7 separate regions of the Mus musculus genome follow, and all the other regions are linked to region 4. The links are chromatin loops, found by intact Hi-C in ENCODE. Cell type or tissue: left cerebral cortex. All regions are shown on one strand.

What was found. Hi-C counts contacts between places; a loop is a spot of excess contacts. Peaks named below come from ENCODE experiments on the same cell type or tissue, not always from the same donor. Only the 100,000 strongest peaks of a DNase experiment are listed, where the experiment ranks them.
Region 1: it touches region 4 in a loop (2.5-fold over the local background); 10 of 42 quality-filtered maps call a loop at or near these places.
Region 2: it touches region 4 in a loop (5-fold over the local background); 11 of 42 quality-filtered maps call a loop at or near these places.
Region 3: a loop joins it to region 4, with 2.6 times the contacts of the local background. A loop is called at or near these places in 7 of 42 quality-filtered maps.
Region 5: a loop joins it to region 4, with 2.0 times the contacts of the local background. A loop is called at or near these places in 3 of 42 quality-filtered maps.
Region 6: a loop joins it to region 4, with 2.3 times the contacts of the local background. A loop is called at or near these places in 4 of 42 quality-filtered maps.
Region 7: it touches region 4 in a loop (2.1-fold over the local background); 4 of 42 quality-filtered maps call a loop at or near these places.

Annotation. Positions count from the first base shown.
Region 1 is chr8:76,074,942-76,078,941 of GRCm38, reverse strand. No RefSeq gene overlaps it. Among named protein-coding and RNA genes, the nearest start is that of Gm22544, 55 kb to the right of the region's middle. In left cerebral cortex, no CTCF peak of the experiment used is centred here; a DNase peak (open chromatin) is centred at 2,000.
Region 2 is chr8:76,065,513-76,069,512 of GRCm38, reverse strand. No RefSeq gene overlaps it. Among named protein-coding and RNA genes, the nearest start is that of Gm22544, 45 kb to the right of the region's middle. In left cerebral cortex, a CTCF peak has its summit at 1,602 (motif pointing left); a DNase peak (open chromatin) is centred at 1,596.
Region 3 is chr8:77,131,064-77,135,063 of GRCm38, reverse strand. All of the region lies in intron 3 of Nr3c2 (nuclear receptor subfamily 3, group C, member 2), which reads right to left. Among named protein-coding and RNA genes, the nearest start is that of Gm24838, 13 kb to the left of the region's middle. In left cerebral cortex, no CTCF peak of the experiment used is centred here; a DNase peak (open chromatin) is centred at 2,027; H3K4me3 peaks cover 365 bases.
Region 4 is chr8:76,897,324-76,901,323 of GRCm38, reverse strand. Gm10649 (predicted gene 10649) reads left to right here and starts at 703. Exons shown (of 2, transcript NR_028579.2): 1 at 703-1,218. It also overlaps a transcript of Nr3c2 not described here. In left cerebral cortex, a CTCF peak has its summit at 1,689 (motif pointing left); DNase peaks (open chromatin) are centred at 1,319, 1,587, 2,218, 2,351 and 2 more places; H3K4me3 peaks cover 2,945 bases; H3K27ac peaks cover 2,530 bases.
Region 5 is chr8:76,969,185-76,973,184 of GRCm38, reverse strand. All of the region lies in intron 2 of Nr3c2 (nuclear receptor subfamily 3, group C, member 2), which reads right to left. Among named protein-coding and RNA genes, the nearest start is that of Nr3c2, 69 kb to the right of the region's middle. In left cerebral cortex, no CTCF peak of the experiment used is centred here; DNase peaks (open chromatin) are centred at 939, 1,768 and 2,419; H3K27ac peaks cover 327 bases.
Region 6 is chr8:77,310,346-77,314,345 of GRCm38, reverse strand. Arhgap10 (Rho GTPase activating protein 10) reads left to right here. Exons shown (of 23, transcript NM_030113.2): 19 at 3,465-3,615. Among named protein-coding and RNA genes, the nearest start is that of Gm24838, 170 kb to the right of the region's middle. In left cerebral cortex, a CTCF peak has its summit at 2,305; no DNase peak of the experiment used is centred here; H3K27ac peaks cover 372 bases.
Region 7 is chr8:77,237,672-77,241,671 of GRCm38, reverse strand. The region is part of intron 8 of Nr3c2 (nuclear receptor subfamily 3, group C, member 2); the gene reads right to left. Among named protein-coding and RNA genes, the nearest start is that of Gm24838, 93 kb to the right of the region's middle. In left cerebral cortex, a CTCF peak has its summit at 1,990; no DNase peak of the experiment used is centred here.

The DNA of each region.
Region 1 (4,000 bases), 820 kb after region 4:
GAAGCTGGATTGGGGCTGATAGCTCAGCCCATTTTCAGAGCTTAGGCAGCATAGCAAAGCTACATGCAAGATCTCCTTATATTCGTATCTTTACCCTGAACCCAGACCCAAAAAGATAAACACTAGATATTATCTCTCATATGTGGATGTTAACTTTAAGATTTTTGGTATGATTAAATTGGAGTACCTCCTAGAGAATTAGTAAGCGGTCATGGGGAACATTTAAAGAGAAGGGGAAATAACACAGGTGTCATACAGAATAGAGGAGAACAACAGAGCAGAAAGGAATTTGGGATTTTTTAATGTGGCATCTTCCTTGCCACTACCATTGTTTCCTGCCACTGCCTTGCTAGAAGATTAGTTCTATAAGGAAAGTGCTCCAGTCTTTGGTTTCCTCCTTATTTATACCTGTATGATGCTGTCTTATTTCTACCTCAACTACATTTCTGCTTTTTAGGATAGTTGTAATTTGGTATAATTATGATGCTTACTTCTATGCAACCTATGAATAATATATAATATATGCTCATATATATGTACTACATATCATATACATATCTATATTATACATTATATATGCTATGTAATATATTTATTAGTTAGGAATTTACATATATTAAACATATTTATACCTGTGAATTACATCCCTAATCTACATGTAAATACCATACAAAAATTATATATGAAGAAAGATAAATTTTATATTGCTGGTATGATGATATACATATGCTAAGAGATTGATATACTGTGTATTTTCATATTTAATTATATAAATTTAAAAATTTATTATATTGCACAATTATATATGCATATAATTAGACATATAAATTCTTAACATATTTTCTGTTTTTATATAAATATAAAAACTGTGTGACCACTCTTTCTGTTTGGTATAAAAAGAAGACATTTCAATGTTTGTTTATAAAACTTGATGTTCTATAACTTGGTACCTTTGAAATCCTTGATCCCAAATAATTTCTACAACTTAACAACTAATACCATGAAATAAAGATAGTTAAATCTTTGAGCTCAAAGTTTCTCAATATTGAAATGTTTATCTCTTAGGTAGTTATGGGGCTTAACTACAGCAATTTTCATGAAGTGGCTAATGCACTCTAAGGCACTCAATGTATGCCTGACAGTCACCACTGAGATGTGTAAACCTGGTGATGACACAGTTATAGAGTTACATGGGGAGACTCAAGGAGAAGACCAGGACAGAGTTACTATGCATGGGTGACAAGTCCTGTTCAACCATATCACAACTGAATTGCTTATTTTTACTGTCACATCAGTTCTGCACAATTGGTTGCCATCAAACTACTGAAAATGAATAATTTCTTTTTTCCTGCTAGGGAAAAAGTACTATGCAAAATATGCTTTTATGGCTTCAAATGTTGTCTTGGTATGATGTAATATAAATTATAAAATGAAATACAATTGACAATACTTAAAGTTAAAAATAGGGATTTAAATTATGTTTACTATTAAACCAAGCAGGATAGTCATAGATTCATGTCAGTAGTTGGTTCCACTGAGTACCAATGTTAGAACATGATTCATACTCCAACTGCTCTACTTTCAGGCCTATAGAACTGCATGGCTATATAGTAAACAATTCTAGAATTATGCATGTGTATTTACTTGAATAATGCCTCACACTACTGTTTTAATTTTTCAAAAAGAATGCCAATCTAAAATCTACAGACCTCAGTAAATGTGGTAAATAATGACGTTGAAAAAAAGACAACTGCTCACTATACTTCTCTGGGTTCTAGGGACATTGGAAAAGATGTCAATTTGGTGAAAGTGGATTCACATCAGCACTGGTATGAAGCTGCCGGAGCACATAGTGGCAAACTGTGAGCCAGAATTTTCCATTTGGTTTATATTTTTTTTTGTTCCTGAGTCATGGGAACTTGAGATTTTAGAATTATTCACAAAGAAAAGAACAAAGCAACACTGTGCATAAGTAGCATGGCAGCCCAGATTCTAAAATGCTAGGTGTGGGGGCAAAGGAAAGATTAATTCAACCACATAGAAGATGCTTCAAGTAAGCCTTGTGTGGAGGAGAAAGAGTGTGGGGGAAAGAAGTGGGAAACAGCAGGGGTACCATCAGGGAAGAATGTGCTAGAAGCAGACTCTGTCTCAGAGATGGAGCCCTCTGGCATTATCTATGTCATGATGATTCATTAAGGATGGATGGAACTCACAGACTGAGCAAGATGAACAAGTTATTTTTCCACGTATTAACATATTAACATATGTCTACCTCATCTTTATGCCATATATATATATATATATATATATATATATATATATATATATATTACACACATACACACACAAACACCTGAATCTATGAGATCAAAGCTAGAAAGGCTGCTAAATATTATATAATACAAAGACATACTGCCTATCTTCATCCTATCAAGAAATTATCAAGAATTATCTACCCCAAAAATATCAATATCACCAATGTTAAGAAATCTGAATTAATTCATTAGTCTTCTTATCAGCCCTACTATATAGGTATTGTTATTACTGCCATTTTGAAGATAAGGAAAGTAAGAGACAGTGAGGTTAACTAACTGGCTCATTGTTTATATAAACACTTGATAAGAATCCAGGCTGATATCCAAGACCAGCAGCCTGTTCTTTCATAATCCTTGTTGTATCACCTCCGCAAGTCTACCTTGCTCTCACACCAAATGCAGTTTATCTTCATTACTTTGATGTCTCTCCACAAAAGACATCTTTTGTCTCATCTCATCTCCTGCAATTTTGTCTCCAGCCCAGACTACCCAGATGTTGGTGCTTCGTCCTATGTGGCACATCCTTTCTATAAATCTCTGGCCGTTCCACCTACTTTAGTATGTGCAGTAGAGGGAGTTTGTGCATACCCTGTCAATGACCCTGAACAACAGGTCCTAGCACACAGGACATGCTTAAACTTACTCTGAGATTATTTCACCTTTTTGTCTCTCTTCTGGCTTTTCTATCTTTTGAAAGTTTTGGAGATAATTAATGTATTCCATATAACGTGTAATAGATAATAAAATTTAAAATTTGTATGAGATAGCATCTCGCAGAAGTGATGTTCCATATACCTCCTGCAGTTTTGGGTGCAAATCTGCTTGAAAACATGAGACCTCCAATCAAATGCAAATTCTTACATATTAAAGATCCTGAAAGAAATACAACAAGGTATAAATATTGAAGAGCCATTCTAGAGTTTTCAAAACTCTTGTTGCTTATCACAAAATGTGCAGATAGGCAGCTCTGATGTCAGTAATGAAGAAGCAGGGAGCAATGGTCTGGTTTGTTTGTTTGTTTGTTTGTTTGTTTGTTTTTCCTACAGTCCTCCACAACATAGATTTGCTGGTTCTATGTTGAAAAACCATGAAACTTTTGACAGTAATTTCTAGAAGTATCTGATGCCATGTGACAGATGGCCTGTGACTTGGCATTGCCCAATGTGATATGCTGTAACTAAATGTGACTTTCCTTTCTTTAGAGCTTTCACTTCTGTGCAAACATTAATGCCAGCCTGTGAATAGGTGCTGGAAAGAGAAGGAAAGGAGGGATGAGAAAAAAGAAAGAAAAAATAGAGCAGTGCCTCAGTTCACTAGAGGAAAACTCAATAAAGGAAGATGTAACAACAGAAGGGTAGAAGAAAAACTAGAAAACCATCATCATCCAAAAGCCACAGGAAGACAAAGTGAGCAACAGCATTGAGGTTACAATGGGCTGAAAACCGACCTTTGAATTTCTCACTATGGGAGCCATTGAAAATGCTCAAGGTGATGATTCTAGGAGACAGGCTGTTATTCTTGGGTGAGATAAGTCTTCTTTTCTCTTCACCGTATATCCTGTATATGATGCCAGAATTCTGCTTCTGGTAGCAGAGCTGAACACAGTTGAACATAAGTCACTTCAGTGGAGCCTTGGTAGATGAACTCTATAAAGCAGATGTGAGGCAAGGAGCAAGAGCAACAAA
Region 2 (4,000 bases), 830 kb after region 4:
TACTGGGGCATATAATCTTCACAAGACCAAGAGCCTCTCTTCCCATTGATGACCGACTAGGCCATCCTTTGCTACATATGCCGCTAGAGACAACTACAAACTCTGAATTTGAATCCTTTCTTGGTGATTTAAACTAGCTTCCCCATACTTGCAGGAAGTGCCCTCTTTTAAAACATATTTAATGTGCTTTTCATTATGTGTATATTGGGGTGAGTGCACAGGAAGACCCTGGAGCTGGAGTTGCAGTCAGTTGTGTGCCACCTGATGTGGGTCTGGGAACTCAACTTCAGTCTTCTATGAGAGCAATTAAGTCTTCTTAGACACTGAGACATTTCTCCAGCTCCAGGAAATGCGTTATTATTACTTAATTATATTTAAATAATACTAGACCATGAAGTTAAAAGCATACATGAAAAGATAGTAAGGCATAGTGAGTAGCTTGTCAGAGGGAGAGAGTGCTCAGTCAGAGGAAGAAGATATCTCTCCATCAAATAGTCTTTTAAAAAAAATTTATTGGATATTTTCTTTATTTACATTTCAAATGCTATCCCCTTTCCCGGTTTTCTCTCACCCGCCAGAAACCCCCTATCCCTTCTCCCCTCTCCCTGCTTTTATGAGGGTGTTCCCCTATCTACCCAGCCACTCCCATCTCCCTGTCCTGGAATTCAAAGCTGGTTTCTATGTAGTGTAAGTGTTGGTGGGTTTTAACAGTGTGAAAAAAAAAGAACCTCAAGATTTAATTGGTCCTTCCTGACCTTTAAACTTCAACTCAGATTTGCTGTTCACTGGTTACCTGCAATTACCTAGCTTCCCCCTTAGAGATTATGGAGGGATGCATCAATTCTGGGAGTCCTATGTTACAATGTTCACCTATTATATTTTGTGAATTTTTCTGGAGATTAGTTTGAAAAGGAGGACTAGAATACTAGAATACTAGAATTTACCCAAGAATGTAAAGAACCATTGGAGGGATATACAGATAGGTTTGGAAGAAAGGGCGACATGAGTTAGTCAAAGGTTGAGGAGAGAGTTTGAAAGGCTCCTGCCATGTCGGATAGTGCTCCATCCATTGTGGTCCTATTATCATCAGAAAATTCATAACACTGTTGAAATTGTTGGAATAGCACTTACATCACTCTTAATGCCATACGATGCAGACAACAGCCTTAGTCACAGACAAGAAGGTTCACATATTTAGACAAAAAACATGGAAAACATCTGATCCTCCAAAATCTATTTTAAAACTCCACAAAATCTATGCAGTACAAGGCTCATTTATGGTCAGTCATTGCTCTCTTGAAGGCAGACAATTATTTTTAATAAAATTTGAGTACCCTGTGTACGAGTACTATGCACCCAGTTACCAAGGAAAGATTCACTCTCACTGTAATAGCAAAATGGTTGACAGAAATATTACATAAGGCAGTGAACTTACTACTTTCATGTTAGATTCAATAACGTTTTGCTTTAATTATTTTATTTAAAATACTTAAATATGTGTACAAACATCCTCTGTATTTTTCTATAAGTTACAAAGCATCAGAATTCCCCACCTGGGCATAAAATATCTGGTGTTTACTTGAAACACACTGCCATCTGGTGGTAGGTGTTGAACATTTCAGATACGGAGTCCCTGGGCTCCCAAGACCAAATACTCAAGGAAAATGTTTGAAAGATTAAAATAATAATAAAAAAAGGACTGACTGAATTTAAAATAATCTGTTAAAATTGACACATAACTTATATTAGCTAATACCAGTTAAGATTGAATTGCCTTATGAATCAGTTGATTCTTAGCGTAAACCTACTTTTTCAAGTTGTGTCATATGTAATTTATGCTTTTCTCTTCATTATTAAATGGAAAATGAAATTTTTCAGACATTATATTTTGATTAGAGTTTCTTTTCTCCAAGCCCTTCCAAAATTCTCTCCACATCCCTATCCACTCTGAGCCCTTTCTTAAACTTTCTCCTTAGAATAGAAACAAGCATCTGAAAAGACAATCATAAAATAATTTAGAATAAAAATCAGCAAGCCAGAAGAGGACAAAACAAACAAGCATAAAAGGAAAAATATCCAAAGAAAATTCACAAGAAACAAATATAAACTCTGAAACACACATTCACACATACAGAAAACCCATGGAAACAAAATAGGAAAAAGATTGTGAACTTTAAAAACAAAAATACTCAAACCATTATGAGAAAAAAAAACTGCAAAAGTGCCATTGAGTTTGTTTTGTGCTGGTCATGTACTGCTGGTCTGTCCTTAAGTGTGTTTCGTAGACCCAGTGAGACTCCGTTGGAAAGTCTCTTTTTCCTTTATGAGAAAGTACCAATTGGAGACGGCTTCTGGGATAGGCATGGGGGCATTCACTCACGTCCATTCTCAACACTGGGACTCCATCTGGCTGCGCCCTGAGCGTGCTTCACGGTCTCTGTGACGTTGTATGTGAATCAGCCCTGCCTGAGTCTAGGAAGACTCTTTTTCCTAATCACCCACCCTATCTGCCTCTTACAATCTGTCTTCCTCATTTTCTGCAATTCCCTGAGACATTATCCAGTTGCCTGTCTCTGTGTGTCTTCCTGTCTCCTGCAGGAGGAAGCTTCTCTGATGATGGCTGAGCAAGTCACTGCTCTGTGAGTGCAGTAGGATGTCCTTATGTTTCATTATGTTGCTATATTCCTTTAGGAGAACAGTAATTAAACTTTTAATTTCCCATGTACATCAATTTTCAAACTTCACTCATATTCATTATGGGACATGGGTGTTTTTCATTCTCACACATAAAAATGAGGCTCAGATAAGGGAAACAAATCCGTCAAATCCCAATTTTTGTTTTATTTGTTTTGTAAATTACTGAAGCATATTACAGACTCTGTTTCTAGTCCGTTTTCTTCCTGATGTCTTCTCCTTCTGTGAGAATGAGGTAAGGTGTCTTCACTTGCTCTAGACTGAAGACTTGAATAAAGTGATGTCCCAAGCCTCCCAGTGCAGGCTGGATGAGGCTGCAGCATACAGGATGGGAAAAGCAGTGAACTCCTACAACTCTGCTTACCCTTCTTTTTCTGTCCTGACTCTCTGCTTGCTTTATTCTCTTTCTCTTTGCTTTGCTCTACAGTTACATTTTAGGATTTATTCTTAAAATAAAGGTCAGCATTTTAACAAGAGTACACCCCACTTCTTAGTGGACCTGCAGGGGTCCCTCTGTCTGGTTGATCTAATTCTTTTAGAGTTAATCAAAGTGATATTTAAGGTGGCATCTTTGATGGAGCCTCTGGGTGACTTATGCCATCCATATCAATGAGACCTTTTCAACCATAATCTTTGATTAAGTGATCTGTGAGTACAGTCTTGAAATTTAATTTGGTGATGTTTCAGAGACTAACTGAAGCAACAAGAATCCCACTTTAAGATCATTACCAGTGCTAACTTTGTAGTGCTATGGAAGATAGAAGAAAGGTCTACTGCTTGTCTCTCCTTGAGTATGACTTGTGGGCATGATTCTACATTGATCAGACTCTGTCAGAAGGCTTCTTATTTTTTTTTTATCTATGATATTTCACCTTGCATGAAGCAGTTATTATTTAAAATCTACCTAAACGAATGGATGCTTTCCTGTATTGTCAGCCCATATTTTGACTTTTATTGTACAGTTTCTACATTAGAAAACTTAGGACAATGAGTTCAAAGACCATTCCAAGACCTAAACTGGAATGTATCTGTGTGGTATTCTCCTAAATAACCTACTGGGAAAACACAGCAAACATAATTGGGAATCTTTATTGGTTTGTCAAGACAATTTAAAGTATGGGAGTTGAAAAGTTGATCTGCAAACACTTTGCCTTTTCTTTACCTCAGGTATCATAACGCTACTCCCCATGACCACGTTTCTTTTTCTGTTTCTTCTACCCTTCAACTGCAGGAATTAAGATCTGGAATTAGAGAGTGGATAACAAGTTGAGAATGATGGATTAGTCTCTCCTCAGCTTTGTTCTCC
Region 3 (4,000 bases), 230 kb before region 4:
TTCCCTCTCTCTTCCCATGGCTACTTCCATGGCCCCAGTCCTTGGGAATTACCCAAGAGCAACTTTCCAATAAACCTTCATTTAATCTAATTTAGCTTGAGTTGGTTCATTTTACCAGCAGAGAAATAATTTATCCCAAGTGCCAAAACCTGGGAGCCCAGCCTCTGGGCGGGAAAGTTCAGGGTTGGGGGCAGGGTATGCCAGGTAGCGACTGGGAGATGCTGGGAGAACCTGGAGCCCAGGTCTATGTTGTCCATGTGCTGCCTGCCTCGCTGTTCCTCAGTAAGGATGGCATCTAAGGAGGATGGTACACTTTAGTAAGAGAGAACACTAATGTGCTCAGGGGAAATCAGACAAAAAGCCCCAGGGTCTAGCAGCTCCAATATCAATATCAACAGGTTCTAACACCTCTTGGAATCTTCGAGGAAGGATTCGTGGAGCAGGGGAGACCTGGACTAGAACCTGTGAACAGACACTTAGCCAAGCAGGGGCATTGCATGCATTTGGGAAATTCTACTTTCTACTTAGAGCTTACTGCTGGAAGGGAAAGCATATTAAAGAGTGAGTGGTCCTGCAACCCCAAAGTGCTGGAACCTCATTCTGAGCCCCAGAGATGGGGACAGTTGTGACACACCTTTCACGGTTCCTCTGGCAGGAGGAAGCCACATGGTGTCGTACCTCAGGCCTCTAGGACTTTTGCTCATTCTGCTTTGATAAAGAGATTTGAGAAAGATATTTGGCTTGCTTGCCTCAGTCCATATTCTTCCCTCTGAGGAGAAAATTCTGTCAGAGAGTAAGTAAGCCCACAGCCTCCTGGGTTCTGGGGAGGCCTGCCCTGACCGAGTGGAGCCCATGCCTGTGTCCTGTTTCCAGGCTCGGGTTGCAGATTCCTTTTACACTCACCACAAAGCCATATCCTTCAACTCCCCCCACCCCCCTTGAAAAAGGCTGATATTTTATCTTCCACAAGCCACTCCTTTGTTTTTCAATCTGCCCAGAGTCTGGGTGGGGAAACACAGTATGATTTACGATTTACGAGGTCTCTTAGAGATTAAGAGACCAACCAAAACCAGAGTCCCCGGGAGAAGAGGGTCCTGCACTGTGGAGTCCTCTGCTGCGATGCATAGTCTAGTCCTCTGCTCACACTCCCTTTATTTTGGTGTTGGCTTCCCAGTTCCTCATATGTGAAGTTCATTAAAGGCAGGGGACCTACAGGCTTGGCCCACGATGGTGACAATGCATACATTAGGATAACAAACCTCTTCAAAGCTGAGGCATGTTTTAACCCCTCCTGTTGTCATTTGGGTTGTCCTTTTAAGAAACAACAAGCTTGTCAACTTTCTCCAGCCACCTTGCTTTCCTTTATGTTAGTTTTAATGTTTACTGTGTTTTGGGAAACAAGTAGAATTTTATACTTTTTATACTTTAAGGCTACAAAGGAGATTCACTAAAAAGGTAGCGAGTTACAAGGTGGTTTAATATTTAAGACATTATTCAACTAGATGATCTTGCTTAATAATTTGCTATCTATCCAATGTCAGTAAGTCTGAGGGTTGGGCTGATGCTACTCTTCAATAAAACTTGGGAATCTAAAGTGGAGGCGTGGCCCAGACGCATTAGGAATGCCTCTCCACTTAACCACCCTTGGGTACTCTGGAATGACCTGACCTCATGAGTAACATTTCTTGTTTTCAATACAAGAATTCACTTTCAACATCAGAAAGGCCATTTCACTAAGTCCTTTTTAAAATTAACTTTCTGCTTAAATCTCATATTCATTTTTAAAAGTTCATTTGTTGTCTTGCTTGAGGGATTTTTTTTTTCCTCAGCTGACAACTGCCCAGCAACAGTAGCCCATGTTTGCAGTCACTATTTTGGGCTACATCACGTGTCACTTACATAACCTTGTTTAACTGCTATTGAACTGGTTCAAACAACCTGGGAAAGAGATTAAGGCAGTCCCGGTCCCAGCAAATCCCCGCATTGCAGACTCTGGTGTGCGATTTCCCATCCCCCATGCCGGCTCAGACTGCGGTGAGATGGGGTGCGGCAAGAACTGGTTAGTCATTCCTAGAGCCAACTAAAACACAGGATAATTAACTTCCTCTGCTCAGTTAAAACCAGTCTGGCCTGCCCACGATAAGCCAATGGACAATGATCCCCTGCTGCCGCTGAGTTTTGAGAGTGAGCTCGGATTAACGCGCTTTAAAATGCCTGGAGAAAGACTCCAGCATAGGTTGTCTCTGCCACCTTGACAGAGGATCTTAAAGTTAGGGTTCAGGAGCCTAACTTTAAGTTGGAAGTCAGATTGGATTTCTGGTTCAGGAGTTTGTTATGAAGAAGAGTAAGCATAAACACTCTTCTTAGAGTGAAAGGTGTTAGTTTTTCACTAAAAATACATGCACTTGTATATATATGTGTGTGTGTTTGCTAACTATGCTGACTTATATTTTAAACATCTTTTCAGAAAAGATAATAAAAGTAAATATATGGAGAAATCAAAATGCTGGAAGATTTTAAACTAAAGAAACACTTGTCATGACAAAGAGTAGATGAAGTGAATTCGCAACAAGGAGATGATGATGATAATGATATATGTATAGTATAATTTTCCCAAGAATGTATTACATCCTATTCACATCCCATACTAGGACTTTCACCCTTTTGGGCTTCACTATACAACAACATCTGTTGTAGAGACAAACTATTAAGTTATTCAGGGCACTGGGCAGAAAACTAACATTTGTTAAATTCTCATTATGTGGTAGCTGATTTACAAATTATATAATTTAGTCCTTATTGCTGTAAGGGAGCCTATGAGATCAGAGCAATTGTCTCTATTTTGCCAAGTCAGACGCAACCATGCAGCCGGGTTATATGGAATTCCTGCTCGGAGCTATGTTACATAGAGTATAGATTCTTCTTTGGATCCATTTATATTAGAAATATTCTCAAGGGGCTGGAGAGATGGCTCAGCACTGACTGATCTTCCAGAGGTCCTGAGTTCAAACCCCAGCAATCACATGGTGGCTCACAACCATCTGTAATGGGATCTGATGCCCTCTTCTGGAATGTCTGATATAAAATAATAAATCTTAACCAAAAAAAAATCCTCAAGATACTTAGGCCTGAAGGACAAAATGGCACTAAAACAGAATCTGTCGTGAAAGGTGTGTTTAGGATGCCTACACAAAAGCATCATTAAGCAGGGTGATGCTGAGAACTCAGGTATACTGCAGCTCTAGTGGTACAATACAAAGGCCGCTAAACTTACACACTGCCGAGCATACCAGGTTCTGCCTGATCTGTAAGAACTTCAGTATCCCGGACTTTGAAGGACACAGGAGCACACCCCTTTGTGCTAGCTTCTCCACAGTTGGCTTTTTGACCAGTCAGCTAACTCACGATGGTCTTGAAAGCAGAAAGGAGGGCATAGTGAGAAAAGGGCCCTTATTCAGCCACCTTAGCCTTCAGACAACCTTTGAAAGCTTTTCCTTGTTTGTTTTGCAATCTTCATTTACCTCCTTGGGAATCACCAATGAGCCAATCACAGATGAGGGGTTGATATTGGTAACAGAAAGACAACTATCTTATAGATATCCACCAGCACTCTAAATATTTCAGCAAAACAAAACAAACAACCAAACCAAAAAAAAAAAAAAAAAAAAAAAAACCCCGACAAAAGTAAACCAAACCAAACCAAAAACCCTGTGAAACCAATTGCCATGAAGTCCTTTGCATGTACACACTAAATTGACTAGTTTGGAGTATATAAAGTCTGAAATTTAAGAGGCTACATGATGGAAAATGTCTCCCTATTTTTGCCCTAACCTCCTGGATCTACATCATAGCAATAACTATTATCAATTTCATTGTATCCTACTAAGACCCCTTTTAAAAGGACATATGCTTGTAAAACCACAATAAGTATGCTTAGGTTGTGAAATGAGGCATTACGAATTTAGTATGTCTTCTTGTTCTTCTACTAATCCAACAAACC
Region 4 (4,000 bases):
TGGGGCAGGTATACTGGATGAGGGGAGACACTAAAACTATTTTTTAAGGATCGTTTGTCTGCGCGAAGAAATTTCGACCCCTTTCCTTCGCCCAACCCTGATTTCCCTCCCATCCACCCAAGCACTGCACTTGCTAAGCCGAAAGATGGACTCCTTAACTTTAATTTCTAAGGACTTTTAGACTGGTTTGAGGCTCGTCTTTGGACTCCCCTGCTGGCTGGGAGTCAGCACCAGTGATATACACACCTAAATCTGGTCCCCTGGCCCTTGGCGACCCGCAGGCCGCCGGCGGCAGCTGTGCAGCTTCAGGCTCACCCTCACTCGCCAGGAGCTGAAGCCCCAGAAGGAGGAGGGCATCTTGTGCCCAAAGGCCCCTCCTTTCCTTACAGTTAGTTAAACCTCAGGATCCCGGATCCCAAGCCCAAGGAGACTGGAAGTCTCAGTCACTCCAGCAGGACACTCCCCAGAGGCAAAAGAAACTGCAGCGGAGACGACAAGCTGGTTGGGACTCCAGTGCCCATCAGTCGCCAGCGTAGAGCTGGCCCTGGAGCCCCTACACACATGAATCCCCCGCCGAGTGTCCCAACTTTCCCGGGAGGGTAGCTGTCACGCGCGCTGGGAGAGCACTCTCAGCATCGATCACGCCCGGGGCCGCGCGCGGGTGGCGAGCTGGAGCTAGGGGAGTTCCGGACCCGGCGGCCCGGGCTCGCCAAGCAGCAGTGGCTGCAACTCAGCCAGTGTGGGTATTCATTATTAAAGAAATGGACCGGGCTCTTTTTACTAAGTTTTTATCTCCTTTAGGGAGAGCTGGTTTTGCCCTGGATCGAAGCTCCTTGCAAAATCTAGGTTAGAATGGCACGGAGCAGCCTCCGCGCGCTCGCCAGCCTCCCAGCACCCGTGTCCCGGGCCGGCCTGGCGGGCACCTGGTCTACTGCCGGCAGCCCACCTCCTTGAGCCGACCCGCTTCCCCTCTGCACTGGCCCTGGCACCCCGGGGCCTCTCCCTTGCGTTCCTCGGCCCCCTCCCACCACTGTCGGTGCAAAGTGACAGTTGCTGCACTCACCTTTTCTAGGACATGGTAGGGAGACTGGGGCGGGGGAGGGGGCCAGCGAGACTCCCGCCGCCTCCGCCGCTGCCGCCGTCAACAGCAAGTCCAATACCGGCTGATCGGCAATCAGGATGGAGAGGATAGCAATCCTGGCAGTCGCCCTACTGACGGTGGGTACAGTAATAGAGCGACTGTGCAGATACCCTATTGGAGGCGGCGAGCCAGCAAGCTGGCGAGCTGGAGGCACTAAATTGCGCCTAGGGGGCTCCGAGCACCCGCCGGTCCCCAGCAGTGGCGGCCCGGCTTGGGGCCGGCGGGTCTCCCAGTCTGCTGGTTCGTCCTGCAGTGACTGTGGAGGTCCCGGGAGCCCGCCAGTCCAGCGGTAAGCTCCCGCGCCTGCAGCGGGGAAGCGGGGCTCTCCGCGCCCCCTCCCAGGGCTGGGGTAGCGGGTGACAGCTCAGGCAACAGAGCGTCTTGTGTGTGTGTGTGTGTGTGTGTGTGTGTGTGTGTGCGCGCGCGTTTGTGGGGGCAGCCGCAGGGGGAGCCCTCGGCGCCGTGGCCCCCTCCTCGGTCACACCCTCACTTGCAGTATGAGGCTGTCCAGCGGTCCTGCCACCCGCTGGTGGGAGACAGGGGTGCTGGTGGCTGTCGTCGGAACCCCAGCCACTGACAGCAAGAAGGCCGAGGGAAAACGGAACCCCAGTGCACGCACCCTCTTCTCTTCGCCGGCCCCCAAAGTCAGCCCTGACCTGGCGTCTGGCCTCAGGTGCAGGTGCCACCGGATAGGGAGTGGAGGGCTGGAAAACCAAGAGCGGGCCAGGAGGGAAAAGTTTCTTTCCTGCTCCTCCACTGCCCACCCAGTGAGACAGCTCTTGGGTCGCTGCCCTACCCCCACCGTGGGGGGGGGGGCACCAGGCGGGCCGGGGTGTCTGCGCACCAGGGCGCGTGGGAAGCGACCGCTAGCGACCCCGCGCTTCCATAGCGGCCGCCCGGAGCGCTGCGGGCCCAGAAAGGGGAGAACGGCTGCAACCCTCCCCCGTCGCGCGCCTCCGCGCCTCCCCGCGCGCCCCCGCGCCCTTGCGCCCGCCCGGGCAGACACCTACGCAGATGCGAAAGTGAAAGGCGGGCTCCCTGGCCGGGCGGCGCGGCGCGCGGGCACGCGGCGGTGGGAGGAGGACTGAGCCTGAGCTGCGATCCTGGGGTTCACTTGTCCCCCACGTCCTTCTCACTCTCTAGCCCTTGCCAAATCCTAGCCTCTCACCCCAAGGCACTCAGGTCACCCCAGTCCAGTGAATGTATGTGCGCGCGCCCGTTTTCACTCGCGGGTGTGCGAGATATTCTCTGCTCAAGACTCTTCCAATGCACCGTTACACACGCCCCTAGTTGGAAGTCTGCGGGGCGGGGAAAACTGGTGTCACTAGGAGTACACGCACCTGCTTGCTTGCTTTTTTAGAAATGAGTTAAATAAATCCGGGAATTCACCTCACAACCCTCTTTTCTGGTATGACACTCTTTCCATGGTTTTCTAAGCCCCCCCCCCCCCTCTTCCCAATTCCTTCCTATACAGAGGTGAAAGTTGCTGGTCGCCATTCAAAACGGAACTGTCCTGTTAAAATAATCCCTGCCTTTCTCCAACCCCATTCCCACACTCCCACATCAGCTTAGCTGCTCCACCACCCACAGCGATGACACTTCTCAGTTCTTTGGTGGCTCAACATGGCTTTTTGACATGGGGCAAAACAGTTTTCTTTTCTTCTGCTTTTTATTGGTAAAAATGTTTTCTAGGTTAACTTTTGTGAAGGTATGTCTTAGGTGAGATCAAGAAAATGTTTTCTATAATTTATAATAAAATTTAACTTTATATTCAGCTAACTTAAAAAAGGACAATTTAGAAATATACTGATGTTGGCAGACTGACTGGAAATGCCTCAAAAATAAGATGGATTGATAGTGATGGACTGGTTAAATAAACTGAAAGATGTGTGTGTATATATATATATATATGGCATGTGTATGTAGTATAATAATGGAAGGATCAAATTGCCAGTACAAAAGTTTTCTCCAACTTCCTTGTATGTTTGAAATTTTTTTCATAGTAAAACATTAGATGAAGAGCCACCATTTATTGTAACTGAGATAATGTAAATTCCTTTTCCGAGATTGACATGTTAGGCTTGGATGACTACCTTCCCATTTACAGAGTAAATTTAACACAAGAATTCTTTCCCCACAGATTCCTACCACTACGTTAATCAATGCTTTTAAATACAGATGATGTGATAAAAGTATGGTATAAAATGGAGTTATTATAACTGCAACATTTCAGAAATTTAGGAGATTTCCCCCTATGTTTTTACTTGAGCATGTTACAAATTTTTATCTGTTCCGCCTTTAGGGTTGTTTGATATCAACATCTAAGATTTAATACATATATGTATATTCTTTTGAAACCCCTTTGGGCCAAGATAGAGGGGCCATGTATGTCAGTTTCTTTTATTTCTGGGGAGAGATTTAGAGGATCTTGCAATTATCCATAGGCAAAGTTTTAGGTTTTTCTATTTTTAAATCCTATTCTGAGTATTAAGTTTCCCTTGCATAATCTTGCTTTGCGGGCATTCTGAGAAGACAGCAGCTCAATGCCACACCTCCTTGTGAAGGACAGAGGGAAGGTGGTATTGCTTTTGTAGGACTAGCCCACCAGTGCCCTATCTGAAGGACCCCCATGAGAAGGAGAGAACACTTAGGGGCAGAGTCATTTACATGCCCAGCAGGAATTAGTTCAGTCAGCTTCAGTATGTGTCTAGCAATGCTATTGCTTTGGAAAAGGTATCTTCTAACTAACTTTGTTCTTCTCAACCTTTTAGATAAGCATATTTGTTCTTTGCAAAAGGAGAATTTCAATTTCTTTTGAAAAAGAGATTAAAAATTAAGACATGGACAGCCACAGGGACC
Region 5 (4,000 bases), 72 kb before region 4:
AGGCGGCCATATTTACAGTAAGCTCGCTAGTGTTTTCCCCAACAGAAGAACAAAGGGCTCCATGTGGAGCAGCCTTGTGCGCTTCCAAGCCTGCCCAGGAAAGAATGTGGCCCACAAGCAAGGGACCCCTTCTCTCTCCCAGCTACACTTGTAGCTTACCCATTAAATAGCCACTTATTTCACCCAGACAAACCCAGCCTGTTAACTTTCTTTACTCTTTGGAATTTCAGGTGCTCCTACTTATAACTGAAGCAAGACCCCTGAGATGGGCAAGGGTGGATTTTCATGGTTAGATTTAAGGTGCACCTTTCCATTATGTAGTTAGAAAAAAAATTAACTGTAAATAGACTGAATAGCATCAAGAACATTGTAGTGTGGCCTAAGTTTTAGTATAGTATGTCCAAGGTTAGTTATAGAATTAAAATGTATGTTAGAGTTTTATGAGGAACATTAAAATCAACAATTACAAGTGTTGTTTTCCGTGTTATACTTACTTGGGAAATGTGCTGAAATAAAATGAGTATTAGGTATACCCGTGTTTATGATTCTTTATAAATACTTGAGAGTGAAACATTTAAAATTACGATTCATTATCAGCTTAGTGTTCTCATTGGTTGTAGTGGGAGGGGAGAGATAAAAGATATTATAGAGACTAGTCCATCATTAAAACCACAAGGAGAGAAAAATACAGACAGACTGAAGGTCTACTTGGGGCAGGAAGAAGAGGACAACATTGTAGGTAGAAATCTGGGAAGGTCATGATGGAGGGTGAGTCTGGGGTTCATACTTGCAAGGTATCAAGTTATGAGCAAGTCTGGGGACTTGGGGAAAAAAGGAAACTAGGGAATTAAGTAAGTATGTTCAACTGCTGTGAGCTTTGCCCAAAGAGCAGGGACTGCAGAGAGAGCTTTATTTAAAAATAGACTCTGCTTACATACTGAGACAAGGAGCTGGCTGAGTGACAGAGCACTGGCAGCTGGCATGAATGGCCTAGGCCGGGCAGTGGAATGAGGGGAGAGGGGCCTCGAGCTCCTGTCCTGTCATCACTGCAGGATAGTGAACCTGAACCTCAAGAGTGGACACGCCACAGGCAGAGGGCTTCAGCAAAGGTTTGGTTCTAGTTCACACATGATCTTTTGTTTCCTGGTGACAGATGGTGTCCAAAAGTTCTCTCAAACAACAGACAGAGGGCCTTCCAATGCTCTAGACACAGTAGGACAGAGCTACGTGACAGCCTTAGTGTTGTTCAAGGCCACCAAGAAGTGGACAACAGATATACCAGCTATAGGGAGAAGGGGACAGTGTACCCAAATGGGAGTTTGAGTACCTCGAACGCTTCACTCTACATAACTGATGACTCTGCCATAGCGCTAGACAGAGGAAGAACACCGAAGTAAAGTTGGAATATTCAATTTTCCGGCAACTTAGTACAAACAATTGAAAGACAACACTAAGAAAACACTCATACCCATCAGACCAGAAAAAAACCTTTAGTCATTAATAGCACTCTTGGCCAGGATAAGGGGGCTGCATACACTGCTGGTGGGATATAAACTGCACATGGATGCCTCATCAGCTTCCAGATAGGAAGAGTGTTCACCCTGGTCTGGCCACCTCATTGCCAGGACTGTACGCTTGAGAAATAGTTCCTTTGCACGGGCAACACATGAAAGGATCTGCTGCATCATCACTTAGAATGTGCTACTCCACAATGGTGACAGAGAGCCATAAACAACTTAAAAAGATCTGAGCAAAGCCAACATGATACAAAGCAGTACACAATATGATACATTATATGAATTTTCAAGGCTGAGTCTGGCAGACTTACAAATCTAGCAGCCAGGAGGCTGAGGCAGGAAATTGAGCAGCTTGAGGCCAGCTGGACTGCACAGAGACATACAGAAGACGATGGTAGAAGGCGATTAGGCATCTAATGAGACAGGATTTAGAATCCAAGTTTATCTCATATGTAATTATGTGGAAATTGAATAAGGAGTTCAAAGATAGGCTCCCCAGAAAGTGAAATTAGCTCTTCAGAAGCTACAAACATCTCGTCTAAAGTATACATGCCTTTCTTCAGATCATTTTTATTTAATGATTCCATCTTGGGATGCCAACAAGGTGCTTTTGTAGTTTGTTTTTCTATGACAGCAATCCTCAAATCAAGGTGGCTAGACCGAGAGGGGAGGAGCCAATCCAACAGGTTCAAGCGGGTCACTTCCCCACTTCCTTGGCCTGCCATATCCCCTTCCCCTCTCCTCCCACCCACACCACTGCTGAGCCTGAGGTCCCAGAGGCACACCAAGGCCTCAGGGGATCTGCTAAGCTGAACGTTCAAAGAGCCTGAAAACCATTCTGGTAACAGCCTGGCTTCTATTCAGAAACAAGAGTTGGCACAAGATAACAGATTTATTTTGAAAGTAGAGGGGAAAAAAGTTATATTTTGAGTATTCTGTATCATCTGCTAAAGAAGCAACTGCCATTTCCTAACGACACCAGAGACAAAGGCAAGGAGCAGAAGCAACGAAGGCCAACACCATAATTAGAAAATATCTTTTCACATTGAAGGCTAACAAGGAGGAGGTAAACCCTGGGGCCTTGCCCCCCATACGATGTTTCTTTCAGGATGAAGACGTCATAATAATGAGGCATCTATTTGTACCTAATTTGGGAAATGAAAATTGAGGTCTATATGAAAATGGACTTAAATAATCACAATGTTATTCAAAAAGGCATAAAGGAAGGGAAAGTATCTCCCTAAAATCCAGTAATTTGGCTTAGTACTAAGTACCAGCAGTACTATCACCATGCAAATGTATATAGTTATATAAACCTTTATACATTTATAATATTATAGTGGTGTTACAAGCTTTACCAAAATTGGGTGTTCAAAGAAACATGAGGATAGCAATAACATTTGCAGAAAGTGATTTAACATCTCCTGGTGCTGTACAATGAATGATAGTGAGGGCTGCTAGTGAGTGACTCAGATGCCACCAGTGTCTCTAAAATCCAGACTGATTCTAAATAATAAATAGCTTTGATAATTTGCTAAGATTTCTAAGTTGTTTCCAAACTATCTTTTTGAATTCTTGCTAGACCAAACTGATACATTAGCAGGGTATATTCAGGAACATTTCACCATTAGTTTAAATGCAAGAGGGCAGGGCTGGGGAGAGAGCTCTAGGGTAAAATACTTGCCTTCCAAGGGTGGGGACCTAAGTCTCATACCCATAATTCATGTAAAATAAGGCCGGCATGGGGTCATGGTGGCACACACTTTAATACCAGTGGTAGGATTTCAGGCAGAAATGGTTTGATCCCTGGGCCTCACTGGCCATCCAGCATAGCCTACCTGGAGAACTCTAGGCCATTGAAAAACTGTTTCAAAAACCAGGTAGAAATATTTTGAAGAACAACAATTAAGGTTGCCTTCTGGCTTCAACAGGCACAGGCACAGGCACACACAAACATAAACACTTTCACAGTCTACTGTCCCATGTGATACGTGCTGCCAGACTCATGATGCTGAGGATCTCTGTATAGTATAAGATGTTTCAAACATTAAAAAATGCAATCAAAACACTCCTGTAAACAAGGTATAGAATGTTGACAATTATGGTTAAGACCACCGTTTACCATGCCACCCATGACCACCACAGCTCATGCACTCTCGTTAGTGTTCTGAACAGAAGCACCAAGGACTTTCCTTCAAGACCACTAAACATATTTATGGAGTGCTACTAGCCTTTGCACAAGTGTACATTAGAGGTTCTGCTCTAACCAATAACCTCTCAAATACCCTTTTCCCTTTGACCTTTGAACATAGGTTCATGCAAGTTTCTCTAATTAGAATTTTTTCCTTCAGGACTTTACCGAAGACTGCCACCTACCTAGATCTCATAACATTTCATAAAAATCTGAAGAGACTATTCCCTGTACTGAACAACTAACATACACACAATATACACAAGCCAATTCACAGGGTAGAGAGAGCAGC
Region 6 (4,000 bases), 410 kb before region 4:
ATGTACAGCAAAACAAGATGAGCAATACATTCTAGAATCAGAAAACAGCTCGGCAATTTAAAGTAAAAGAGCTTTGCTTATCTCCTCCTTGAGACGCAAAAAGGATATAATTTAACAGCATTCCTACACGTTGCAGAGAAAATCATAACAATTAGGTTTGTATGCGTGTTGAAGGGACAGTCTTTGCACTGCTGCTAGTACACTGAGGTGGCTGTGTCTGAATTGATGCTAGCACAATGAGAGCCGAGGTGGACGTGCCTGACAGAAGCAGAGCATCACCCATGGGCTTATGTCCACGAGCCCCAGGCCTGCCTTGTCTAAACATCGGGAAGTGATTTACATTTGAAATTTCAGTGTTAAGTTAGAGAAATGAAGACATAACAAACTGTTGCGAGTAGCTTTCTGCTACCCTGCCTTAGTTCTGGGAACGGGCGGTGCTGCCAGCTCCTACCCAGCTTCCCTTTAATCCATGGATAAAAGAAGGCAAGTTCCTTTTCAACTTGACTTCTTGGCACAGTTGCTGGGCGATATGATCTCTGGCCTGGAAAAGCGTGCCCTTATCAATACTCTTAGCTCCATACCTCCTACCTGCCCTAACTTTAGCTGCTAAACTCCCCTGACCACCCGCCTGTGGGAGCAGCCTGTGTGGCCACTCTGTTTTGTGATCTCACATGGCTGGTCATCTTTTCTCCATTAGAAACCTGTCGAACCCTGACTCCTCCCTTGAGTCTCCCTTTTCCTCCAGGGACCTGGAAGTCCTGACTGTACCTTTTGCTCAGCAATTGACCCATGGCTTTCTTTACTGACAGATCAAGAACTAATTGGGGAACAGGACCTTAGCACCAAAACTGCTCCTACAACAAACAACTGTTTGAGTCTAAGTTTTGGGAGAGTCATGGAAGCAGTTCATCTATACCTGTCCTTTTAGCGCCATATGTGTGCCTTTCTCTAGCACACCAGACTAACTGCTCAGAGCACTAGCTCTGAGAATATTTGCGATGGTAGGAGATAGGCCCTGCCTTGTGAAGAGAGTGCTTAAGCAGATCCGTGTCCTCTGAATTTGAGTTTATTGTTTATGCATCACTGTCACCATTTGTTCTGAGTCCTGTGAGCCTAGTGCTGTACTGAAAGTGGATTTTGGCAAGTCTCCCAGTTCACTAACATCAGTTCCAAGCATCAAGCCCAGCTTCCATAGCTGCTGAGGTCCCAGAGCCAAGTCAGTGCTGTGTCTAATGAATACCTCGGCTTGGTAACTGTACTAATGTAGAGGGTGGTTCAGCTCTCTGGATGCCAGTCCCTCAAAGAATTTATTAAGACAGTGGTTGGTAGCTGGAATCTTTGAGTCATCATATACATAAATGGGATGGGGGCGTGATCTAAGGAGTTGAGGTGTGTGTCTAGTGCCATTTTTTTTTCTGAAATATTTTTTGGTGTTCTGATTTTTGCCGTCAGTCTTTCCTGTTGACTTCCCAAGTCAATGTTTCTTTGCTCTAGCTACACAAAAGAATGCCCTGGGAGCTTTAAAATGTAAATCAAAGCAAAGCAAAACAACTCAAAGGTGCATATTCTGGTGTAAGCCCAGTAGTGCCTGTTGTATTCTGAAGACCAGCCAATGTTTGGCCCCAGTTCCTGGTTCAGAGCTAAAGTTCTGAGAGGAACTCAGTTCAGTCTTCAGGAAATGGTGGAGTCACAGTTGTTTTGGCTCTGAGGTTCAGGCAAGCACCTTTATCTCCTTCCCGATAGCCTTATCTGGACATCCCATCTTCAAATGCAGTAGAGGAAGAGGCACAAGGATGGCTGGCACCTGCACCTTGCTGTCTGTGTGGGTTTTCAGGAAGGCCTGCTTGGAAAGTCATCACCCGCCTAGTGCCAGTCTTCAGAGCCTAACTTCTCCATGGTTTATGGGTGCTTTGGATGTCCTGGCCCAGGATGTTGCTTGGTTTTTTCTTCTGGTAACATCCCAGAGGCATCTGCCTTGTTGGTAGAATTCAAGTGTAGATAAGTTTGGGGCTGTTATCAAAGTGTGGTCATAGTGCAGTTCTCTCTGAGTGGGATTGGCTTCTCATCGTCTCTCCACCCAACTCTTCTGCTCCCCATTCGCCACTTGAACAGCAACAATGGCCACAGTGCAGCTGGGCCAGCCTCTGGCAGCAGAGAGTTTTTCAAGGCACGTCGTCAGTTTTCCTGTGCACTCCCGATTTTCTGGAAAGTCCCTGTTAGCAGATACAATAGCAGACAGGATTTTCATTAGCAAATGCTTATCCACAGCAATTTAACAATTTCTTATTCTGTTTATACATGAGGGGGCAGTGTGACACCATAAAGCAAACAAACTGTTACATTAGCTTATTTTTATTGGTGTAGGGTAATTTTTAGGTGACATTTCTAGGATGTTCAGCTAAACCCCTTTCACTGTCAGGTTTTCCACCGTGGACACCAGTGTAAGGCACGCTGTCACTCAGCATAAGTCACGTGCTTGATTCTATCAGATGAGTAGGCAGTAGCTTTAGTGCTTTTTACTTGAGTTTACACTTACATTCTTTTAAAGCTGCGAGCTTGCTTCTTGTCTCCACCTGAGGAGCGTGCCGGTTGCCTGTGGTTGCAGCGTCTGTCAGGCCCATGGCTCCAGTGTTTTATTTCAGGGCTTCATTGAAGACTACAAGACTACTTGTGCTAGAAGGGAGCCTTTAACCTTAGGTCCGGGTGGCCAGGGAAGGTCTGTGATAACTCACTGCAGTGCGGTCTGCCTCTCTTTATGGCACATGTATTACTTTGTCCAAAGGAAAACAAATTGCCAAGCAAAGAAGCAGCACATTTTAATTAATGTTATTATATCTGATATATGAATGACATTGTAGATAAATCAAGGTGGTAATGTTCTGGGTCTCAGAAATGTAAGGGAAAATTATTAAGAGGGGTGGAAGGCATTAAATAAATTGATGAACTCTATAAAGCATTAAATAAGGAAATTATGAAGAATGTAAATAAGAACCGAGACAGGTAATTGCATAGCGCAGGCTATTTTTTAATGTGTAAAAAAAATGTTTGCAAATGGATGTTTCTGTTTGTGTAGTTGGAAGAAAAGATCAAGTTCACTGTTTTAGCATAAGAACTTTGTGAACTTAAAGGGTACTTAGTGTTTTAATACTGCATCCTGGCTACCTTCTTTTGGGAATGAAGGGTTGCGGTTTTGTCTGCCTCATGAGAAAAACCATTGTACTTGTTTTCTTTCGGAAAAATCTTACTTGAAACACAATGATTTGATAGTGTTTTAATTTTAATGAGATGCTTTATTTTGAATTTTTATGTTAATCTTTTCTGATGTTAAATTCAGAGGGTTGGGATTTGGCTCTGACCCATCACTAATGAACCCCAAGTCTACTGTGGCTGGACTCTGCTTTACTCCAGCAGTGCACAGGTCTTACTCACGGACACCCATTGTCATGTTTCTTACTCAATGACAGATTTTTCGAACCTCGCCTGATACCACATTTGCTGAGCCCACATGCCTGTCAGCATCACCCCCAAACGCTCCACCACGACAGTCCAAGAGACAAGGGCAGAGGACGAAGAGACCAGTGGCCGTGTACAACCTTTGTCTTGAGCTGGAGGAGGGTAAGGCGCTGATTGGGCTTTCTGCTCGGTGGCATGGCATGTTGACTGCATGACAGTCACACACCCTCTGGGCAGTGTGTTGTGCTTCAGTCTCAGTTCTAATTTCTGTCCCCTCAGATTGTAATGTTTTAGATTAGCAGGGAGGGTGACGCTTTCTGGTCAGAGAGAAGAATGCAAGTTTCTGTTTTATGTTTGTTTTTGTTATGCACAGTTCTTTTTTTATTTTGAAGACAGCTTAAATTTCTCTTTTGGGAGACTTGTGTGACCTCCTGTGAGGTTACATAACCCAGAGACAAATGGAACTAAAATTAAAGCAGACCTTTGATGTGAGGAGCTAGTGGAGCCAATGCACTGCTAATGCGTCTGGATTAAAGGCACCGGTCGG
Region 7 (4,000 bases), 340 kb before region 4:
AGAGGCAGCATCCTAGCTGATCAGACAAAAGGTGGGTTCCAGGACTTCACAGCAGATCCTCTCACACAGCTCAGTTGGAAGGGGACGGAGAGCTTGGTGAGCACTCAGGTTTGCTAACACTTTGTTAACTTAGCAAATGCTGCATTATTGGACAATACAAGCTGGGAGAAAGCATATGAAACATACAACGGCACAACTGCTCAAAACTCCCTGAGGCTTGGGTCATCCATTTATCACTAGGAAATAAATACGATCAAAGTGAAACTAAACATAAGGTCAAAGTCAGAGATATGTCAACAGAAGAACTGCCTTCAAAATGACCCAACAGTGACGCCCAGCACTAGCTAGCTGTCTTCCCCACAAAAGGACCAAGCATCCGTGAGAACATGAAGCTTTGAAAGGTTCAGGGATCTGGGAGGACAGCACAGAAAGAGGAGGAGAATATTCCGTCACTGGACCCTCACTGGAGCAGAGGCAGTCCCTTCTCTATACTGTGTGCATGTGGGGGACTGTCCCAGCAAACTATTAGGATGATACTGATAATCCCTACAACTCAAACTTCACTATTCTGATGGGCCTGGTGGTAACTAACCAAAATTCCTCCCAGTGATTTTGCTTTGGAAAATGAATTTACTCCACTCACCATTAGCCAGGTACAGGCAGCAGCCATCTTAAAATGAGGTCTACTCTGAATGTAGTCTGCTTTCATGGTCATAAGCCACTGTATGGAATCATCTGAGGCCCTAAACCTGGCTAAGCAAAGTGACCCAGGTCTCTTCCTGGGTGCTGTGACACAGGAATGGATGGCACTGTCCTCAAGAACGACTTTACCTTTGAGACCAGGGATGTGGCACCCAGGTGAGGACTTTATTCAGTGCCAGGAATGAAGGCAGATGCCAGTGTGGTTTCTGTTGCCACCGCCTCCCCACCATGGCTCCCTCTGTCCTTGATGGGGCTTTATGCTTCTCCTTGGTTCCAGCTCTTGCCCCGCAAGTAAAACCAAGAAACTACTACTGTCAAAGTACAAATCTCACGGAAATGGCAAATCCACAAAACAGGAACTGGAAAGGGTTAAACGTTTTCAAGACAGTAATTCATCAAACTAGAATGAATGAAAACAGACTAACTAAAAGGTGCAGGCTGGGTGAATGGATTAAAAACAAGAAGATAATGACTACAGGAAGCTCACTTTGCAAGTAAAGACACAGACTGAAGATGTCAGAAGAGGCGTTTCCAAAAATGCACTAAAGATCCAGAGCAGCCAAACAGCAGGAAGTTGTAATAAAATATTCCATCTAAGCCAAAGGGAGAAAAAAAAAAAAAAGAAAACAACAAAAAACCCAAAAACCAGAGATCCCAAAGTACATCCATAACTGATTTTTTATAAGAGGTTTTTAAAAAATACAATGGAAAAAAATCCTTGCTCTACTAAATGCAGCTGGGAAGGCTGGAGATCCATGGCAGAGGATAGAAACTTGATCCTATCTCTCCCATGAACAAAAGTCCACTCAAAGTGGATGAGAAGCCCACATGGAACATATAAAGCCCTGCAGCTACAGAAGACAGCCGGGAGGAAAGCGTGCAGGACACGGCTGCAGACAGAGACTTTCTCTTTAGGAATTCAAGCAGAGAAACAAAAGCAAATACCAACACTGGTGAGTAAGGATTGCCTCAAACGAAAATTATCAGTACAGAGAAACACTCTACAGAATGAAGAAACAGACTATAACATGGAGGCAATATTAATGTGTTATCCACCTAACTGAGGCTTAATAGCCAGAGTACTTAAAAAAACAAAACAAAACAAAACAAAACAAAAACAAACCCCTCAAAACTGATGGAATAGCACAGAAAAGCTGTGAGTGGTCTGTATGGATACATCTCAAAAAAAAAAAAACAAAAAACCAAAAGTGGCCAAAAAAAATTAGATAGAAAAACAAATAAATGAAAAGGTAAAACAAAACAAAAAGATAACTTACACTCATTAGCCACCAGGGGTGTACAAGTCCCTTCCACACTGAAATCAGCTCACCAAGCATAGAATGGCTACCATGAAAAACTGCTGACAAAAAGCAGAAAATTCATGTGCCATTAAGGGAAATTTAAATTAGCACATACCTTATGAAGATAAACATGGCCACTCTTTTAAGAAAAAGGAGTTTACTATATGATCCAGTTAACTTACAGGAAGTAAAAATCAGCACATTAAAGAGAGAACTCCATGCTTATTGTGATGCTGTTGACAGTGGCCGACAGGATCAACCTTCGTGCCCGTCAGCATGTGATGTGTGAGGGATTAAAACAGTATGGTGGCTACACTCAGGAGGCAGTGCTTCTCAGCCTACGGACAAGGAGAGCCCTATCTTTAGTAAAAGCAATGGAACTGGATGGTACAACAGTGAAATGAGCTGGATGTAAAGGGCAGACATTCTGTCATTTAAATTGAAAAAATTTGAACTGTAAATAGAGTATTGATTGCTAGATGCTGGAGAAGGGGGCGGGTACAGTGCAGCTGATCAGTATTTGTACAGAAATATTATACAAAGCCTAAGACAAGAATGAGAAAAAGACACTCGCGAGGGAAGCTGAGAAATGGAATGTTTGAAAAAAAAAAACTTGCATATTAGAAAAAAATGGGATGATGTATTTAAAGTCTTAAAAGAAAAAAGCTGCTAACTAGAATATTACATTCAGCAAAACTACTATTAAGAAATAGGCAGAAAAATTTTTTCAACACACAAAACACTGAGGCACTCTGTCACCATCAGAACACTGGAGTCACCCTCCAGGGAACACTTGCAGGGCCTACACTAGGAGCTAAAGGTTGATAACCACCATCTTTGAGGAATATGAAAACTCAGGGCTACACCATACAGCCAGCAGACACACAGAGAGACAAGTGTAGTCAGGGTTGTCTATGTAAGAACCCAGGAGAATAAGCAGCTAAGGACAGACAAGAGGTACACTAAGACATGGGAGAAACAGACACAACCACAGCTGCACACCGTCAGTTAGCAACAATAATCTAGAATGTAAATGATTGACGTTCTCCAACTAACATATATATACATTGAGTGAGTTTGTCTCAGGGTACTAGACGCAAAGAAGAAATGGACTTCATTGGTAAGTAGGTACTCAGATGAGAAGTAAAGGAATTGGAAAAGATGGAACATAAAATAGAGAACAGAAGTCAGATAGGTAGGTAGATAGATAGATAGATAGATAGATAGATAGATAGATAGATAGATAGAACCAGGCAGATACAACTTTAAATTTTTTAAAATGCTAAAGGAAGAATCTGGGGAGATGGCTCGGTGGGTAAGAACACTTGCCTAGCAAGCATGAAGGCATGAGTTCAAATCACTGCTTAAAAACTTGTGTGTGCAGGGCCCCCAATGGAGGAACTAGAGAAAGCACCCAAGGAACTAAAGGGAACTGCAACCCTATAGGTGGAACAACAATATGAACTAAGCAGTACCCCGGAGCTCTTGTCTCTAGCTGCATATGTATCAAAAGATGGCCTAGTCGGCCATCACTGCAAAGAGAGGCCCATTGGACTTGCAAACTTTATATGCCCCAGTACAGGGGAACGCCAGGGCCAAAAACGGGGAGTGGGTGGGTAGGGGAGTGGGGGGGGGTATGGGGGACTTTTGGTATAGCATTGGAAATGTAAATGAGCTAAATACCTAATAAAAAATGGAAAAAAACTCAAAAAAAATTTTAAATGCCAAACACTACATTTTGGAAGATTTTGGGGAATAAAATGTTTGAACTATCCAAAGACAAAAAAAAACAAACAAACAAACAAAAAAAAACTTGTGTGTGGCTGCATGCATTTTTGTAACCCCAGAGCTGTCAGAGGTGGAGATAGTAGGATTATTGTGGCTTGCTGGCTCTAGCCTACCTCTAGATTCAGTCAGAGCCCCTGTCTGAAGTGGGAAAGGCTACGGGTAACAATAGAACAGGACACCTGACGTTCTCCTTTGGCTTCTGCATGGGT